Linked DNA regions of Homo sapiens: region 1 is linked to region 2. Evidence: read pairs that join two places in POLR2A ChIA-PET (ENCODE). Cell type or tissue: PC-9. All regions are shown on one strand. Each heading gives the region's core, and the rest is flanking DNA. Links, peaks and the distances in the headings are about the cores only. Region 1 overlaps ATP13A2 (ATPase cation transporting 13A2). Region 2 holds the start of MIR3972 (microRNA 3972).

Region 1 (8,193 bases), core at 5,694-8,193, 290 kb before region 2:
AGCTGGGGAGCTGAGTTCTGGTCATAAGTCGTGACAAAGGCTCACTATGAATTCCCCCTACTAACCCTACTCCTCAGCCCCACATAAGAGGAGCTACCCCCTGCCCCAGGAGCCACTTACCAGGCAGGAATAGCAGGAAGAGGTAGGCAGCTCTCATGGCAACAAAGAGGCAGGCCGGGGTGGTGTCAGAGAGGACAGCTGGGGAAAGACCGGTGGGAGAGCTCTACCCAGGGCCACACCCAGGACAGCAGAGCTCACCTTTGATCCCCTGATTTCGCCCTGGAGAAGGTGGCACCCAGAATAGAAGCCAGGCATGGGAGGGCTGGAGTGGAGGGACATCCCAGTCCCTGCTGGCCCACCCAGGTGTTCAGGTCACAAGGGACAAGGCCTCCAACCCAGCTCCAGGGCTGATCCTGACAAGCAAACCCCGTGTAGTGGGTGTACTTGATGTGGTCAGGGAAGGGCGGACCCTGCCCTGCTCACTAAGGGGACATTCCTAATGTGCTCCCAGCCCAGGCCATTCTGTCCTCACCCACACCCGTGCTCAGCCCTCTGGCCCAGTGGCTCCCTGGGTGTCCAAGGCACTGACTGCGTGAATCACTGAACCCAGGCCCATCCTTGGGACCCCAGCCCTGGCCAGCCGGCATCACCGCCTGGACTCAGCAGCTTCTGCCAAGCCACCACCTGCTCCCAATTAGCCCCTGGGCCCTAAGCATCCTGCTCAGCAGGAAACCACATACACATGGGCCTGCCCGGCCCCCAGAGCGGCCAGGCCGGGCAGGGCTCCCAGCTCCCAGAAGACTCCTCTCCTGCCAGGCCTCCAGGCCTCGCAAGACCTGGCTGTGTGCATCACAGGCTCACGAGACCCGGGCTATTTGCAGCAGCAGGAAGCACGAGAGTGAAGCCTGAGGGGGCTCCTCTGGATCCCAGAAAGGCAGCACTGAAGGGGCCGTGACATCACCCAGGCTGGGGGTTCTGCACCCCCTGACACTGTAGGCAAGTGTGTGTGTCATTTGGAGGGAGAGGGCATGGGGTCCGTGGCTTTCATCAGGCTCCTGACATTCAAGAGCCCAGCCTCCAGTCCTGGCTACACGGTGGGACTTGGGGGAGCCTCCGGTTCCCCACATCCAGCCCCAGCTCAGTGGAGGGCCACCTCAGGTCCGTCAGCCTTCTGTAGGGAGGGCTGCGAGGGCGGGGTCCATCCAGGAGGGCCCCTCCCGGCTGCAACCCAGGAAGTCCTTTCAGAGAGCTAGCTGGAAACCCCAACTTTGGTCTATTTTCCCCACTGGGAGTCCAGGGAGAGGGGAGGGAAAGGGGAGAAAGCAGGAGGTCTTTCCCTCCTTCCTCTCAATCCTGAGGCCTCCTGACCCCCTGGCTCCTCTCATGCATTAGGCACCTCACTAAGGTGGAGTGGGAGCCGGGAGACGAAGCTCAGGACCAAGCTGCCCCAGAGGCGAGGGATAGCTGGCTCCCCACACCCCATTCTGAAAACCCTTGACCTCCTCATGGGAGGGGGATGAAAAGACCCAGAGAGCCTTCCTTGCCCTTCTCCCCATCCGTCAGGTCGGTCGGAGCCCCCGCTGCTCAGCAGAAGGCGCTGAATTGGGGCAAGAGGGGTTGCAAGGTGTTGGGGGATGCCTGTCGGTACCCTGCGGGGAGTCTTCCTCCCCTAGGACTGGCCCCCGAACCCAGGCTTATTGGGGGAAGGAGGCCCACGGGCTAGCGGGGAGGCAGGAAAGAGAGAAGTCAGTGTGGAGTTCATGAACTCCTCCCACGGGACCACATCTCCGAGCTCTTCTAGACGAAGGGGTTTTGGGGCGTGCGGGAGGCCAGGACCTGCCTGGGAGGCTGCCCCACCCCCACCTCTGGCCTCTTCCACAGCTGCGGCCTCCCCCACCCCCGACTCCCCTGCGTCCTGGGAGGTGGGGGACAGGGGGCCCCGACGCTCGCTCAGACATCAGACGGAGGGAGGGCTCTGCCGGCTCCAGAGCCGGGCTCAGGGGGAGGGGTCCCGGCGGGAGAAACCCAGATGTTGCAGCGCCGCACAGCTGGGAACAATCAGCCGCGGAAACTTGCTCCGCGCGCCCTCGCGCTCCCGTCTCTGATCTCTCTTTGTCTCTCTGCGTCTCTGTCTCGGCCATTCCCACCGGACCCCCCCCCCCCACCCCACCCGCCACATTCCAACCTCCCCGGGAGAACAAAAGATGTCCCATCCCCCGACGACCTCACCTCTGGCTCCCCCCAAACTCGGGCTCCCCGCCCTTCCCAATTCGCGTTCTCTCTGCAGAGCAACCCCAAACTTTCCAGGTGCCCCCTTGGCCTCCGCTCTGAAGGCGCGGGGTTCAGGAACCTCCGCGGCTGCCCCAGGATCGAGGACCCAGAGAGCCTGGCACCCTCGCCCCCGCGCCGGGGGACCCGCCGACGCCCCTGACCGCCCCCCGGGGCCCCCAAGCGCCAGGCCCGCGCCTACCTGTCCGGGTCACTCCGCCGCCCGCTCCGAGTCCGCCCGCCGGAGCCGCCCCTTGGCCCGCTCCGAGTCCCCCTCCGGGCCCCCGACGGGGCTGGCGCCCGCCCTCCAGCCCCGGAGCCGCTGGGTCCTAACGCGAGCTGCCCGCATGGGCCGCCACGCCGTGCCCTCGGGGTTCCATCTCCTGGGGGGGGGGGTGTCCCCGGGGTAGAGGCGCCCGGGGCCGTCCTCACGTCTGTGCAAAGCTTCCTCCTCCTCACAGCTGCTCCTCACTCGACGTCGACGGGGTGAGGGGGGTGAGGTGGGCAAGGGTAGGTGTGTTGCCCATTTCACAGAGGAGGAAATCAAGCCTCCCAAAGTGACTCACCCTAGGCCCCTCAGCCAGAAAGTAAGCCTCGATCTCCCTCTGCCTTCTCCCAGCTTCCAGGACACTCTCCTGCCTTGGTTTTCCTTCTGCCTCTCCAGCCAAGCCTGCTGCCTCTCTCAGGCCCGCACCCTCCTCTCCTACACTGCTGAGCTCTGGGCCATGGCTGGCTTCCACAACCAGCGGTTCTTTCTTTCCTTTTCTAGAGACAGGGTCTTGCTGTGTTGCCCAGGCTCGTCTGGAACTTCCGGCCTCGAAATTTTGGCCTCAAGCATTCCTCCTGTCTCATCCTCCTGGGCTGTTGGGATTACAGGCATGAGTCCCTGCCCCCGGCCATAACCAGCACCTCTTTCAGCCCTGACCCAGCCTATGTGTCCCACAAATGTCCTCAAGATGCATCAGCTTCAACAAGCATCCAAGTCCAAATTCACGACCTCCTAACTCTCCCCCAGACCTGGCCCTCCAGGATTCCCAGTCCCCCCTTGGCCCCGCAGCCTTCCATTACCCAGGCTTCCTCCCCTGCCCTTAGCCCTGCATCTAATCCAGCACCCACCCGTGAATGCTACCTGAAAAATTTCTTTTGTGACTCCGTTCACTGCTCCCACCCTGGCCTAAGCCACTGTGAGACCAAGTTGCAATCCCAAGAAACCGCATTTGCTCTTTCTGCTTGTCAGAAGCTGACAAAGCCCTGACTCAGTGACTGGGGGCAGCCCAACGGAAGGATGCCTTGAAGATGGCAGGCAGGGCAGAACACAGGCTCCCACGCCTCTTGCCTGAATCACTGCATTGTTAGAAAATATAAGTTAAATGATCCTGGCTGTGCCTTTTCCTGTACATAAGATAGCACCTGACAGGATTGACGATTATGCCTCTATAATCTATATAACTAGGTGCATCCTCGAACCCAAACCTTGGCGAGATTTGCACTAGTGTAGCTTCTGAAGACATTTGATGTAAATTTTTCTTCTTCTTTTTTTAATGAGACCGGGTCTCGCTCTGTCATCCAGGCTGGAGTGCAGTGGCACCATCACAGCTCACCTCTTGGGCTCAAGTGATCCTTCCACCTCAGCCTCCCAAGTAGCTGGGACTACAGGCAAGAGCCGCCATGCCTGGCTAATTTTTTTTTTTTTTTTTTTTTTTTGTATTTTTTGTAGAGAAGGGGTTTTGCCGTGTTTGCCCAGTCTGGTCTCAAACTCCTGAGCTCAAGCAATCCACCCGCCTCAGCCTCCAAAAGTGCTGGGATTACGGACGTGAGCCACCGTGCCTGACCATAGCTTCTGAGCACACACAGAACCGCCTGCCTCTGTATCTAAACTGTGGGCTGAAATGCTGCTTTGGCGCAGTCTAACAGAAACTCTCTGAAACCCTCTCCCAGGGTGCAGTCCTCAGTAAGACTCAATAAAACTAACTTTAATTTTTTCAATGGCTGATTTTTTTTTTTTTTTTGAAATGGAGTTTAACTCTGTTGCCCAGGCTGGAGTGCAGTGGTGTGACCTCGGCTCCCTGTAACCTCCACCTCCCGGGTTCAAGAGGTTCTCCCAACCCAGCCTCTCGGGTAGCTGGGATTACAGGCACATGCCAGCATGCCAGGCTAATTTTTGCTTTTTTTTTTTGAGTAGAGACAGGGTTTCACCATGTTGGCCAGGCTCCTGACCTTAGCTGATCCGCCTGCCTTGGGTTCCCAAAGTGCTGGGATTATAGGCATGAGCCACTGTGCCTGGCCAAAAGGTGGATTTTTTCTTTTTCTTTTTTTTTGAGACAGGGTCTTGCTATCTCCCAGGCTGGAGTGCAGTGGTGCATCCTCAACTCACTGCAACCTCTGCCTCCTGGGTTCAAGCGATTCTCATGCCTCAGCCTCCAGAGTAGTGGGGACTACAGGCACCCACCACCATGCCTGGCTATTTTTTTTTTTTTTTTTATTTCTCGTAGAGACGAGGCTTCTCCATGTTGTCCAGGCTCGTCTCGTACTCCTGACCTCAGCTGATCCACCCACCTTGGCCTCCCAAAGTGCTGGAATTACAGGCGTGAGCCACTGCACCTGGTCAAAAGGCTGATTTCTTATTTAGTTGACACCACCATCATTTGCCTGGGCTCTGCGATAGCCTCCACTCTGGGCTCTCCCACGTGGGTCCTGCCTCCCTCACCCCCGCAGATCGTGCCCCTTCTACTGATCGCCTTTCACTCAGGTTAGAGGCTCAACTTCCCTGTGGCTTCCAGGGCCCCGGCCCTTTATGGCAGCCTGGCTCTGCCTCCTCTTCCTCCTCCAGCCACTGGCCTTTGGGGGTTTTCTCCCAAACCCCTCTCCCTCCCACACTGAGGCGTTTCTTCCTCCCGAGCACTGGCTGAGGTCTCCTCCATGGGGTCACAGATCAAACCCTCCCTTCCTCAGAGGGGCCTTCCCTTTTTCCTTTTTTTGTGCTTTCTAGCTTTACTGCTTGCAGTTGTCTTGTTGGCCTATGTCTGTGACCATCTGAGCCCTGTCCCTCTTCCCGATGAGACTGTCATCTTGCCCCGTGAAGGCCAGGACCAAGGCTGTTTTTGCTCATCTTCAGTTTTGCTCATTAAGTTCAGAGCCCGGCTCAGAGCAGCAGTTCAGCAAACATTGGTGGAATGAATGAGTGAACTGTACACTAAACTCTTCCCGGAGAAGCTGGCTGGGGGTGCAGATCCTCTGCGTGAGGGGCAGCCTTCAGCCCTGCCCAGGAGCCTAGGCCTGAGGCGGGAGTGAGAGTTGTAGGGGCTGCGGGCTGGGAGGAGATGAGGATGGCCCCTGATTTAGACCCTTGCCATCTGATCTCTTCATCGCCAGTCATTCCCCCACCTCCCTTAGACTCTGAGTCTTAGGGAGGGAGTAAATATGCCCTGTGCCTCCTTCATTCCCATGCCCCGCCCCCCAGTGTCTATTGCAGGGCAGCAGAGACTTTTGTCACCTGGAGAGAGGTGGGCCCTCAGGCCAGGCCAGCCCAGCCCTCTCTGCCTGCCCTTAGACCCCACTGCTGCCAGGAGCAATCCCACTGGCAAAAGAGAGGAACTCACCCAGCAGAAATGCTGTCCCCTACCCTTGAAAAAAGGAGGGAGGTTGGGTGCAGTGGCTCACACCTGTAATCTCAGCAGTTTAGGAGACCAAGGCGGGTGGACCGCTTGAGCCCAGGGGTTTGAGACCAGCCTGGACAGCATGGCAAAACCCCATCTCTACAAAAAATACAAAAATTAGCTGGGTGTGGTGGTGCTGGCCTATAGTCCCAGCTACTCAGGAGGTTGAGGTAGGAGGATCACCTGAGCCTGGGGAGGTAGAGGCTGCAGTGAGCCACGATTGCACCACTGCACTCCAGCCTGGGCAACAGAGCAAGACCCTGTCTGAAAAAAAAAAAAGAAAAGAAAAGAAAAACTGGGAAACTGAGGGGCTAAAGCTGACAATTCGTGTCCTGGCTCCCATGTCCTCTCTGCTGCTTCTACCCATTCCCCTGGCTGTTTCTTTGGGCAGGGGAGGGGATGGGGCTGTGGTTGCTGTGCTCCCACTACGTCTTTGGAGATGTGCTCCTTCCCTGCCAGGCTTTCACGCTGGATGGTGAACTGCTCGCAGGGTTAGACCATGTTTTTGTCCCGTTTTATTCAGTTTGTTGAGTTAGTCCTGGTGCCTGGCACACACCTGTCCAACAGATTCATGAATAATCAGCTAAGGGTAGAGGAGGGATTTGAACCCAGGCCTCTCTGTGGCTTCCTCTTAAACAGCATCTACCACCCTGAACCGTCGCTGGCTGGCAACACAGTGCCAGGAGCAGAGGTCCACTGTGATGTGCCTCCTGGCAGGACTTTCATCTTCACACCCACATCCCTTCTCCCCAGCATGATTCAACGTTTTCTCAGCCCCTACTCTGGCAGGCCTGGGGATAGCACCAGGGGTTCCAGGAATGAGGTTGGCCAGGGCTTTTGGAAGGCAGGAAACAGCCGGTCTTTCCTGTTCTCCCCTGCCCAGATGAGCCAGACGGCCAAGCTGCCTCTCTAGAGCAGAGGGGCTTGGCCAGGGGCCCGCTGGTGAGATGAGCTCAGAGGCACCCACCCTTCCCTGAGGGATGATGCGCGTGGTTCTGGCTGGGAGATGTGGGCTCCGAGCCTGGATTTCATCTGAGGAAGGAACTGCCCACAAACATGTCCCAGGATGCTGGGGTGGGACGGGGAGGGGGTAAGGTGGGAGAGAGGGAGCTGCCCCCTAGCAAATGCCTCCCAGGCAAGCCTACATCTCCTTGTCCTCCAAAGGAGGGTAGGAGGGTTAGGAACATCGAAGCTGGAGTCAAAGCTATCCGGCCCCACTCTGACTACTTGTGTAACCTCTAAGCCTTGGTTTCTTCATCTGTAAAATGGGAATAGTACCACAGTTGTTGGAAGGATGACATGACAATGTGTGTAAAATGCTAAATGGGGCCAAGCGCAGTGGCTCACGCCTGTAATCCCAGCACTTTGGGAGGCCAAGGTGGGCGGATCACCTGAGGTCAGGAGTTCGAGACCAGCCTGGCCAACATGACGAAACCCTGTCTCTACTAAAAATACAAAATTTAGCTGGGCGTGGTGGCACATGCCTGTAATCCCAGCTACTCGGGAGGCTGAGGCAGGAGAATCGCTTGAACCTGGGAAGCGGAGGTTGCAGTGAGCAGAGATCACCCCACTGTACTCCAGCCTGGGTGACAGAGCAAGACTCCATCTCAAGAAAAAAAAAAAAAAAAAAAAAAGCTAAACGGAATATCCAGGCACATGCTGGACACAGAGGAAACATTATTACTGTGAGATGAGGGAACACAGGCCCAGAGAGGGGAGTTGGCCAATGGAGTCTGAAAAACCAGGGGGTTCCAGGGGGTTGTCAGGCTGAAAAACCAGCCTGAAAAACCAGCCCCCCAGGGGGTTCCAGGGGCAGACACGTGCAGGGGCTGCCAGCTGGGCACCCGGGGGTATGTGCATTTCCTCCTGGGCAGGTGGGAGGGTCTATGGTGCCAGGTACAAGACAGGCACAGCAGAGCCAGGAAAATATCATGACTTTATTTGCTACACTGACAGCAGCACTGAGGGGAGCTGGGGGCTGCCACCCCTACGCGGGATGGTCCAAGGTAGGGGACAGTAGTCAACGCTTCCCCAGGGTGGGGGTGGTCTCGGGGGAGGAGTGTAGACAGTCGCCAACCTCAGGGATGTGGGAGGTGGTGGCGGTGGTGTTGCTGGAGAGGGGTCCAGTTGGTGGCTCAGAGGCAGGGAGTTCCAGTGTCTGGGGTGCCCGTGGGCCTGCACTACCTCAGGGGGCCGGCGGGCAGCGGCGGCCAGGGCTGCTCGGCCAGCTCTCGTTCCAGCTGCTTGAAGCGCTTCTTGGAGGCCCGCT
Region 2 (8,951 bases), core at 1,939-4,438:
AGACCAAGACATTGAGCTAACCAAATGCAACAAAGCTGTTAGAACAGACTTGGGATCAAATAATGAATGAATCCAGAGTCAAGCTTTGGAAGGGACTACTGCCCTCAAATACATAATCCCATTGAAAGAGGAAGCTGGACCATGCCCTTAGATACATTTTCGTAAAAATTGAACATGGGGGTGAAATCTGTCTCTTGGAGAATAAGAACCTGGTGTGAGGGTGGTTCTGAAGATTTTCCTGGATGGTGGGACCTGGTAGGTCATTGCCCTGGTGTGACTGACCTGTCCTGAGTCTGCCTCATGCAGAACTCACCCTAAGTGGAATTTTAAAATATACGTATCTGGCTGGGTGCAGTGGCTCATCCCTGTAATCCCAGCACTTTGTGAGGCTGAGGCGGGCAGATCACTTGAGGTCAGGAGTTCGAGACCAGCCTGGCCAACATGGTGAAACCCCATCTCTAGTAAAAATACAGAAAAATTAGCCTGGCCTGGTGGTGCACGCCTGTAATCCCAGTTGCTTGGGAGGCTGAGGCAGGAGAATCCCTTGAACCTGGGAGGCGGAAGTTGCAATGAGGCGAGATCACGCCACTGCACTCCAGCCTGAGTGACAGAGTGAGATTCCATCTCAAAAATAAATAAATAAATAAAATGAAATATACATATTTATTACTTTCCTGTTTATAAAAGTAATGCATGTTTTTTTGTTTTTTAAAAATCAGATATTGCAGGAATGCTAAACTCTTGTCATTTTATTTCTGCATGGAGTCTTTTTAGTTAAGCAACTTTTTTTTTAACCTCGTGGGTCCCAGGTCAAGTGGCCGCAGGGTCACCCAGGTGGTGCGGGACTTCCTCCATGCCCAGAAGGTGCAGCCCCCCGTGGAGCTCTTTGTGGACTGGTTGGCCGTGGGCCATGTGGATGAGTTTCTGAGCTTTGTCCCTGCCCCCGATGGGAAGGTAAGAACTTCGTGCATGACGTGTCTTTCCCTGGCATCTGGGGCAAGAACTGAGCTCCAGGGCGCCATGCCAAGGCAGGAGGCTCAGCTGAATCTGTTCTCTGCACGCAGGGCTTCCGGATGCTCCTGGCCAGCCCTGGGGCCTGCTTCAAGCTCTTCCAGGAAAAGCAGAAGTGTGGCCACGGGAGGGCCCTCCTGTTCCAGGGGGTTGTTGGTGGGTAACAGTGCCGTGTCCCTCCTTGCGGCTTGCCTGCCCCTTACCCAAATTAAGACACATCATGGCTTGAGAGGGGGAGGGCAAGTTTTAAAGCAGGGGTGTGTCCCCAAATTCAGGGCTTCTCACTCCTGCCCCTGCACACCTTGCTTCACCAGACACCACTGCCCACAGCTGGGGCCGAGCTGAGGTGGGAAGCGGGGTGATAGAAGGTGGACATGGACTGAGCGGGGACATAGTGGCTTCCCAGGCAGGTGACCAGTGCAGTCACGGCGTGGAGCTTTAATGTTCTGCAGTCACTATCCTGAAATCTCCCTTTTTTTTTTTTCCTTTTTGAGACGGAGTTTCACTCTTGTTGCCCAGGCTGGAGTGCAATGGCGTGATCTCCACTCACCGCAACCTCCGCCTCCCAAGTTCAAGCGATTCTCCTGCCTCAGCCTCCTGAGTAGCTGGGATTACAGGCATGCGCCACCACGCCCGGCTAATTTTGTGTTTTTAGTAGAGACGGGGGTTTCTCCATGTTGGTCAGGCTGGTCTCGAACTCCTGACCTCAGGTGATCAGCCCGCCTCGGCCTCTCAAAGTGCTGGGATTACAGGCGTGAGCCACCACACCTGGCTGCCCTGAAATCTTAATTCTGTTTTGTGAGGTCTGATGGATCAGTGGAGCATCTACGGGGCTTGGAGCCTCTGCTCAGGCACAGTCCTGTCTCCCAGCCTCCCTGCCTCCCTGGCACAGATTCTCTGCTGCCTACTTCTGTGCTCCCTGGAGCCTCAGTGCAAGGCCTCCCCCATCTCTGTCACTGTCCTGAGATGCTGCAGCACTCTGCCCCCAGCAGGAGCCTGGGCATGGGGAGGGCTGGGGTTGGGCACATGTGCCACTCAGCATCTTCATGGCATCAGTCGTCCCTGCCCTGCAAGGGCATTTGGTGGGCAACTTGGGAGGGGTAAGTGTCTCACCCAGGCTTGCTCAGGTACCCAGCACATACCCAGAGGCCACAATACTCTGGAGGTCGCCCATTTGCCTTGGCTTGGGGTGGCAGTCCTGTGGGAATGAGAGATGCCAAACTGGACCTGCCAGCCCCGTTCCAGGGCACAGCATGTGGGTCTCATAGCAGAGGCATGCCCAAGCACAGCCCCCTGGGAGCTAGGCCTCCGCTGTGAGGCCCACAGGGTGGGCCCTGACACCAGCAAGGGACTGTCCAGCCCCATGCAAGTCCCCGGCAAAGCGCAATGTGAAATAGCAAATAAAAACCACCCTGACAAGTCAGGAGAGAGACTCGGGGACAAAGAAACAACTTTATACTGTAGCACTTTTAATGGTACTCTTTTGTCTGCTCTTTAAACAAGGAGCTGGCATTTTCTTTTCTTCTTTTTTGAGACAGGGTCTATCAGCCAGGCTGGAGTGCAGTGACATGATCTCAGCTCACTGCAGCCTCGACCTCCCAGACTTAAGCGAGTCTCCCACCGCAGCCTTGCGAGTAGCTAGGACCACAGGCATGCACCACCACGCCTGGCTAATTTTTTGTATTTTTTGTAGAGATGGAGTCTCACCGTGTTGCCCAGGCTGGTCTTGAACTCCTGAGCTCAAGTGATCTGTCTGTCTTGGCCTCCCAAAGTATGGGATTACAGGTGTGAACTACTGTGTCTGGCCAGGGCCCACTTTTTTTTGTTTTGTTTTTTGTTTTGCACTGGAAGAATTTTGAGAGAGAGAGAGCTGGCTGGACTGGAGTCATCTGGCAAGCTTGCTGGAAGCGTTCTCAAATTCACTCCCTTTCCAGCCCCACTGAGACTGCATGAATCCCAGAGGATCCTCCCTTTCTCAGTGACCCCAGAGGTCCCAGGGCAAAGACCCTTTGACACGCAGGATCATAGATTTTCTTGGTCCCATGGCCTCAGGGAAGGCAGATAGCATCCTAGACCAAACACAGCTCAGAGAGAAAAAAAGCTCCTGTAGAACTTAGACGCCCCCAAGTATAATAATTTCCAAAGTCCCCTTGCTCTCTGTTTGCTAGCGTTAACTTCTTCCAACACAACCCTGGAGCCTTAGCAATAAAATGGAAGAGAAATAGTCTTTCTTGACCCTGTTGCTCCCAAACGCACCCTAACTAGACTCCGGTGAACCTAGAGTAAGTCTTAGAAATCCTTAAATCCAAATTATGTACCAGGCAGGGAGAAATGCCACCTTCATCTTTCCTGGGAGAACTTATGGTGAGCAAGACCCAGGAATGGGTTGAGCAGAGTTATTCCAACCTGCCCAGCTGGGAGGGAGCGTGGGAGAATTCACAGATGGCAGGCCACAAGCAGCCACCCCACCCTCGAGGGCTGACACTCAGGCAGTGACTGTGGCGATTAATTACATAGACACAGAGGCCAGACACAGAGGCCAGAGCACTGATTAGACACCTCAGTGCGCCAGGCCTCACGCTGTGTGCATCACACGTGTTATCTCATTTGATCTCACGAGAGATCAAATGGGATGACTCTCACCCACCTTTATTCCCAAGAATGTGAGGCTCAGAGAGGGGATGTCACTGGCCCAGAGGCCTCAGCAAGATTGCAGTGGAGCTGGGACTGGACCCCAGCTTCCTGCCTTAAACTGGGGTGAAGCGGGCGTTAGACCTGCAGATGGGTCAGGGGAGCCCTCTCCTTTCCCTTGGTCAAGGCTTGAGGCCCTGTGCGAGCCCTGGGCTTGGGTTTGAATCACAAGCCCCCACATATCCTACCTGTGTGACCTTTGGCAAGTCTTCTGACCTCTCTGAGCCTCAGTTTTCTCATCTGTAAAGTGGGGATCATAATGCATACCTTGTGGGGGTCACCGTGAGGGTTAAATGAGATGCTGAACCTGGGCACTCCCCTCGGGGCCTGCTCATGGTAAGCGCTTACTAAGTAGCAGCCATGAGGATTGTGTGCCATTGACTCTAGCCTCCGCTTCCCTGTCCAGTCTCATCTGCATGGGCACACCATCAGGCTGAGAAAATCTGGACCCCTGGGAGGTCCCCATTTCACGCAGTCACCCCCTGAAGGGCAGGATTGGGGCTGGATGGTGTCTGAATCCCAGGACTGGCTGGTTCGCTGCTCAGTGAACCTATAAAACCTGACTGATGGTGGGTGGGTGGGCAGCAACTGACCCAGCTCCCCGCTAAGCCAAAGCAAGAGGATTCCTCATCCAGTGCCCTCGGGCAGTTGTACATTTCCAGTGACAGGCGTTACCACTTCCAGTGAACTCAAATAAAGGTCTCAGTTCATTCCACTGTGGCAACCAGACCCTCCCACTCCTTATACCCCAAGATGTGCACAGTGGCCAAGGCAAGCTCAGACAGGTGGAACCCACCCAAGGCCTGGGAAAGTCAGAGGCTGCTGACTCGGCAAGACCATTAGCTGTGAACTTGGCTCCTGCCTGTCTGCTTCCCTAAGCAGGTGGTCCTCACGTTGGTGCTGTCCCTGTCCTTCTCTTTCATCTCTCTCCTTCACAGATGATGAGCAGGTCAAGACCATCTCCATCAACCAGGTGCTCTCCAATAAAGACCTCATCAACTACAATAAGTTTGTGCAGGTACAAGGGCTGTGGTGTACCTGTGGGCTGTGATTTGGGAGTAGGCGGGGCTGGAGGCAAGGATGGGATACAGACATCTGAGGCTAACTGTTCATGAAAGCTCAGGTTAGAACAGGCCCAGACAGAGGGGTCCCAACACCCTCTTTTGACCCAGAAGAAGTGAGGGGAGCGACAGGATGCCTTGGTGCCCCCAAAACACACTGGCAAGGTGTCCCCAACTCTGGCCCTCCCCTGCCCCCAGAGCTGCATCGACTGGAACCGTGAGGTGCTGAAGCGGGAGCTGGGCCTGGCAGAGTGTGACATCATTGACATCCCACAGCTCTTCAAGACCGAGAGGAAAAAAGCAACGGCCTTCTTCCCTGACTTGGTGAGGGCACTACCCATGACTCCTTTGCCAAATCAGGCTGCAAACCTCTAAGCTCGAGAGAGGAAAAATGTCTGGTCACAGTCATATTTAGGATTGTGGTGGCCAGTGGGGGTGGCAGGGAGAATCAGGGGTCCTATGGTGCTCCTCAGAAGGGCTTCTAGCTGGCTGACCACCATGGTCCCTGTGGAATGCTTGCTGGCCAAGCCCTGGCCCAAGGGGCATCAGGGAAGGGGTCCACTTGACATTTGTGGAGTGAATGAATGATTGCATGAGGTCACGTGTGCAAAGCACATGGCATCAGCTGGGAACCCAGATGCTCATTCTGCTCTCTTCCTCCCAGCTTGTGGCTCTTCATCCATCCCACATGTATTTAGGGTGTCCTGTGGCAGATGCAGAGATGATTAAGAATGCCCCCTGCTCTCAAGGGACTTTCAGTCTAATCGGTTGAGAGGGAAACTCTTCCCTTCTCTGAGGACATGTCCCAGTGATCTATTTTGTAGGATAAGGCGATGTGGCAGTTTGGAGGTGAGACAAAGCACTTCCAGCCTAAGAGGTAGAACTGGAGATCCAGGAAGTCTTCATGGAAGAAGTGGCTTTTGACTGAGCCTTGAGGGCTTTGCCTCTGATGCTTGTAAATCTTTTTTTCTTTTTTTCTTTTTTTTTTTTTGAGACGGAGTCTCACTCTGTTGCCCAGGCTGGAGGGCAGTGGCACAATCTCACTCACTGCAACCTCAGCCTCCAGGGTTCAAGCGATTCTCCTGCCTCAGCCTCCTGAGTAGCTGGGATTGTGGGATTGCAGGCGTGCACCACCACGCCCGGCTAATTTCTGTATTTTTAGTAGAGATGGAGTTTTGCCATGTTGGCCAGGCTGGTCTTGAGCTCCTGACCTCCGGTGATCCACCAGCCTCGGCCTCCCAAAGTGCTGGGATTACAGGCGGAAGCCACCGTGCTTGGCCTGCTTCTAAATCTTGAGCTTGCCTTTGAAACACCTGGACAGGTGGGGCCCCACCCCAGCGGTCCTGATTCAGCAGGTCTAAAGCACGGCCCGAGGCACTGCTGCCGCGCTAACAAACACCCAGGTGGTGCTGATGCTGCCTTTTAGAGGAACACAGTTTGAGTAGCACTGCTATAGGTCACCCAGCTCCCCTCTCCACTCCTCCCCACCTCATCCCCTAAAAGAACTCAATTTGCCCATTGTCAGAGCCTTGTGGGGAACCTGTCCACACCACCATTGCTTCATGCCCCGCTTTTTCCTTCCTCTTTTCAGGCAACATTTTGCCCTCCGCTTGCAAAGCCTCTTTTCACTCCCCTTCCTTCCTGTTCGAGGCTATCTTGTAATTATATATGTGCCCCAAGAAGTTTGTGCAATGATTCAGGTTCTTGTGTTCGCAAGAGACAGAGTCCTACTGAAGCCAGCTTCAGCCAGAGGGAGTCTTAATATAAGGACACCAGAAACCTGAGGGCAGGATAGCTGCAGCAGAGCCTGGAACCCTCTCTGTTTCTGTGTCTACATCATTCATTCTCTCTCTTTCTCTCACCCTCTCCACCTCCTACTTCTTCTCCCTCTTCTTCCAGCTTGGCTTCCTTTGCTTCTCTGTTCCTGGGGACAAAGATGAGTATGGCCATGCACAGAGACACTGACACGGGCAGAGACCAACTAGACGCTCCCATTGTCAGTTTCAAATTCCTGGGAGAGGGACTCTGATTGGTCCATCTTGGACCAGCTGTTCTCCCTGGCCCAATCAGTTATGGCCTAGAAGGTTGGGATTCTGCAGCACAAACATGGCAGCTGCCACAATCCACAATTCCAAATTCACATTAGGGCAGTTTCCAGAGCACGTTGCCAGAGTGAGTTCTGCGGATGCTCCCAAAGGCACCTGGCTAACCGGTTCTTCCCAGCCCCTTTAGCCAGTTACCTTCTCATTGCACAGGAAAGGGTGAGTAGCTATTGACAAGGCTGTCTAAAACACAAACCTAGGTCCTGCAGGTAGAGTAGAGGTGTGGGGTGGGAGCCCAGTGATGAAGTGCTGCTTCCCCTTTGGACTGCAGGTGAACATGCTGGTGCTGGGGAAGCACCTGGGCATCCCCAAGCCCTTTGGGCCCATCATCAATGGCTGCTGCTGCCTGGAGGAGAAGGTGCGGTCCCTGCTGGAGCCGCTGGGCCTCCACTGCACCTTCATTGATGACTTCACTCCATACCACATGCTGCATGGGGAGGTGCACTGTGGCACCAATGTGTGCAGAAAGCCCTTCTCTTTCAAGTGGTGGAACATGGTGCCCTGAGACAGCTCCCACCCACCATCCTGTCCCCCTGGGGCGGGCATTGGCCCAGGTGGTGGAGACAGAGACAGGCCCCTGAACGATAAGCACCAAGAGACCCCAAGGCTCCAGATGGAACACTGAGGGTGACCGTCCCTCTCAGAAGCCTTTTCCCTGGAAGTGTCCATGCCTCACCTGCAACCCATGTGGTTCTCAGACTTGAATCTTCTCGGCCCCCCAAAAAGAAGGACCTCATTTCTTATAGCCTCTCCTGTGATTCAACACAACCCATGGAGATGTCCCCTTCTCACTCTGAAATCATCCATTTGGGGACAAATCCACATTGGGGTCTAGAAACATCCACGTATCTCATCAGCCATCTTGTCCTGTGCATCCTAACAGAGGAAGGATCCATGATTCTGCTTTGGTCCAATTGCTTCCTCTCTGCAGAGGAACAACCCTAAAACCAGACCACTCCACGCAGGACAGGCAGGAGAGATTCTTCCTAAAGCCTCCCCCATAAAAAGGGAGCTGTGGATCCACTTAGATCAGGGCGGAACCATCTTTCACCCGGCCAAGCTCCTGCCCAGATGTTGACCCTCACCCAGCGTGAGCTGTCACATAGTAGGAGCTTCTAGATGCATGTGGAAGCAATGAGAGTTGTCCCTTAGCCTTATAAACTCCCCATGATCTGACATGCAGAAATCCAGCCTTGTCCAGAATCCTCCTGGAATTTCTTGGAGACGAAAGTATCTGGGGGATTGTTGGGTACTAGGGAGACTGGGTACAAGGGTGAAAAGTAGTTCCCATAATACACATGGTTGACTATGGTGATCCACCTTGTGATGGTTAATATTAGGTGTCTGGAGAAGGTTGCTTCATTGGCCCTGGGACTTCTCTCTGCAGGAGGAGAGAACGCTGCCTCTCCTCTGGATTGGTCTCAGGCTCTCTGTTGGCCTTTGGTCAGCGTTTCCACATCCTGCTCTGCTGCAGGAGAGGGGGCTAAGGGGCTGGATCCACCAAGGCAGCTCACAGCGGGAAAACTCTGGGAATGAACCACTGAATTCAGGGGATGGGGGTGGGGGGGCGGTTCTCGAGGTGTGTGCCAGCTACACGTGTGTTCTGTATGGGTCCAGCTGCGTTTCCATCACTCGCTAATAAATCAACAGAAACACAAATGGCTTGGCTCTCATGTTGACCCTTCTTTGAGCTTAGAATGAGACAGCAAAGAGAGAGGACTTTCTTGCAGCTGAAGCATTTGCTTTCTTGACCCCCAAGAATTTGGGGCTGACATCCCAAATTTTGATAAGACTGAGATTGCCTTGTCTTGGCCAGAGGATGGGTTAGGACTGCCATGGACACCTGTAATGATATGGACACATAAAAGCAAGCCTGGGGGTAAAATGCCAGGCTACCAGGACAAGTGAGCATGGCAAGGCTAGGGGCCGGGCTGTGGCTGGAGGTTGCACTGTGGAAGGATGGGCAATGGGGAGCATGTGGAGGCCTTTTGTGTGTCCTTAGCAGCATCCTCCTTCCGCCTGCAAGAGGCTGCGGGAAGCCTTACTTCAGAGCACTCGGGCACTGTCCCTCTGCCCTCCACCCTCC

Evidence for each region. Peaks named below come from ENCODE experiments on the same cell type or tissue, not always from the same donor. Only the 100,000 strongest peaks of a DNase experiment are listed, where the experiment ranks them.
Region 1: POLR2A ChIA-PET joins it to region 2 with 26 read pairs; 3 of 35 experiments call an interaction of 5 or more read pairs at or near these places.

What each region holds. Positions count from the first base shown.
Region 1 is chr1:16,978,117-16,986,309 of GRCh38, forward strand. ATP13A2 (ATPase cation transporting 13A2) reads right to left here. Exons shown (of 29, transcript NM_022089.4): 29 at 7,842-8,193. The coding sequence ends at 8,105. MFAP2 (microfibril associated protein 2) reads right to left here and starts at 2,504. Exons shown (of 9, transcript NM_002403.4): 1 at 2,471-2,504; 2 at 121-198. The coding sequence starts at 157. RefSeq lists enhancers at 266-771, 772-1,279, 1,280-1,785. In PC-9, for the core only: no CTCF peak of the experiment used is centred there; a DNase peak (open chromatin) is centred at 6,775; H3K27ac peaks cover 433 bases.
Region 2 is chr1:17,275,710-17,284,660 of GRCh38, forward strand. It overlaps PADI3 (peptidyl arginine deiminase 3), which reads left to right. Exons shown (of 16, transcript NM_016233.2): 12 at 810-954; 13 at 1,065-1,167; 14 at 4,641-4,720; 15 at 4,962-5,087; 16 at 7,137-8,524. The coding sequence ends at 7,370. MIR3972 (microRNA 3972) reads left to right here and starts at 2,180; the gene lies at 2,180-2,266. In PC-9, for the core only: no CTCF peak of the experiment used is centred there; no DNase peak of the experiment used is centred there.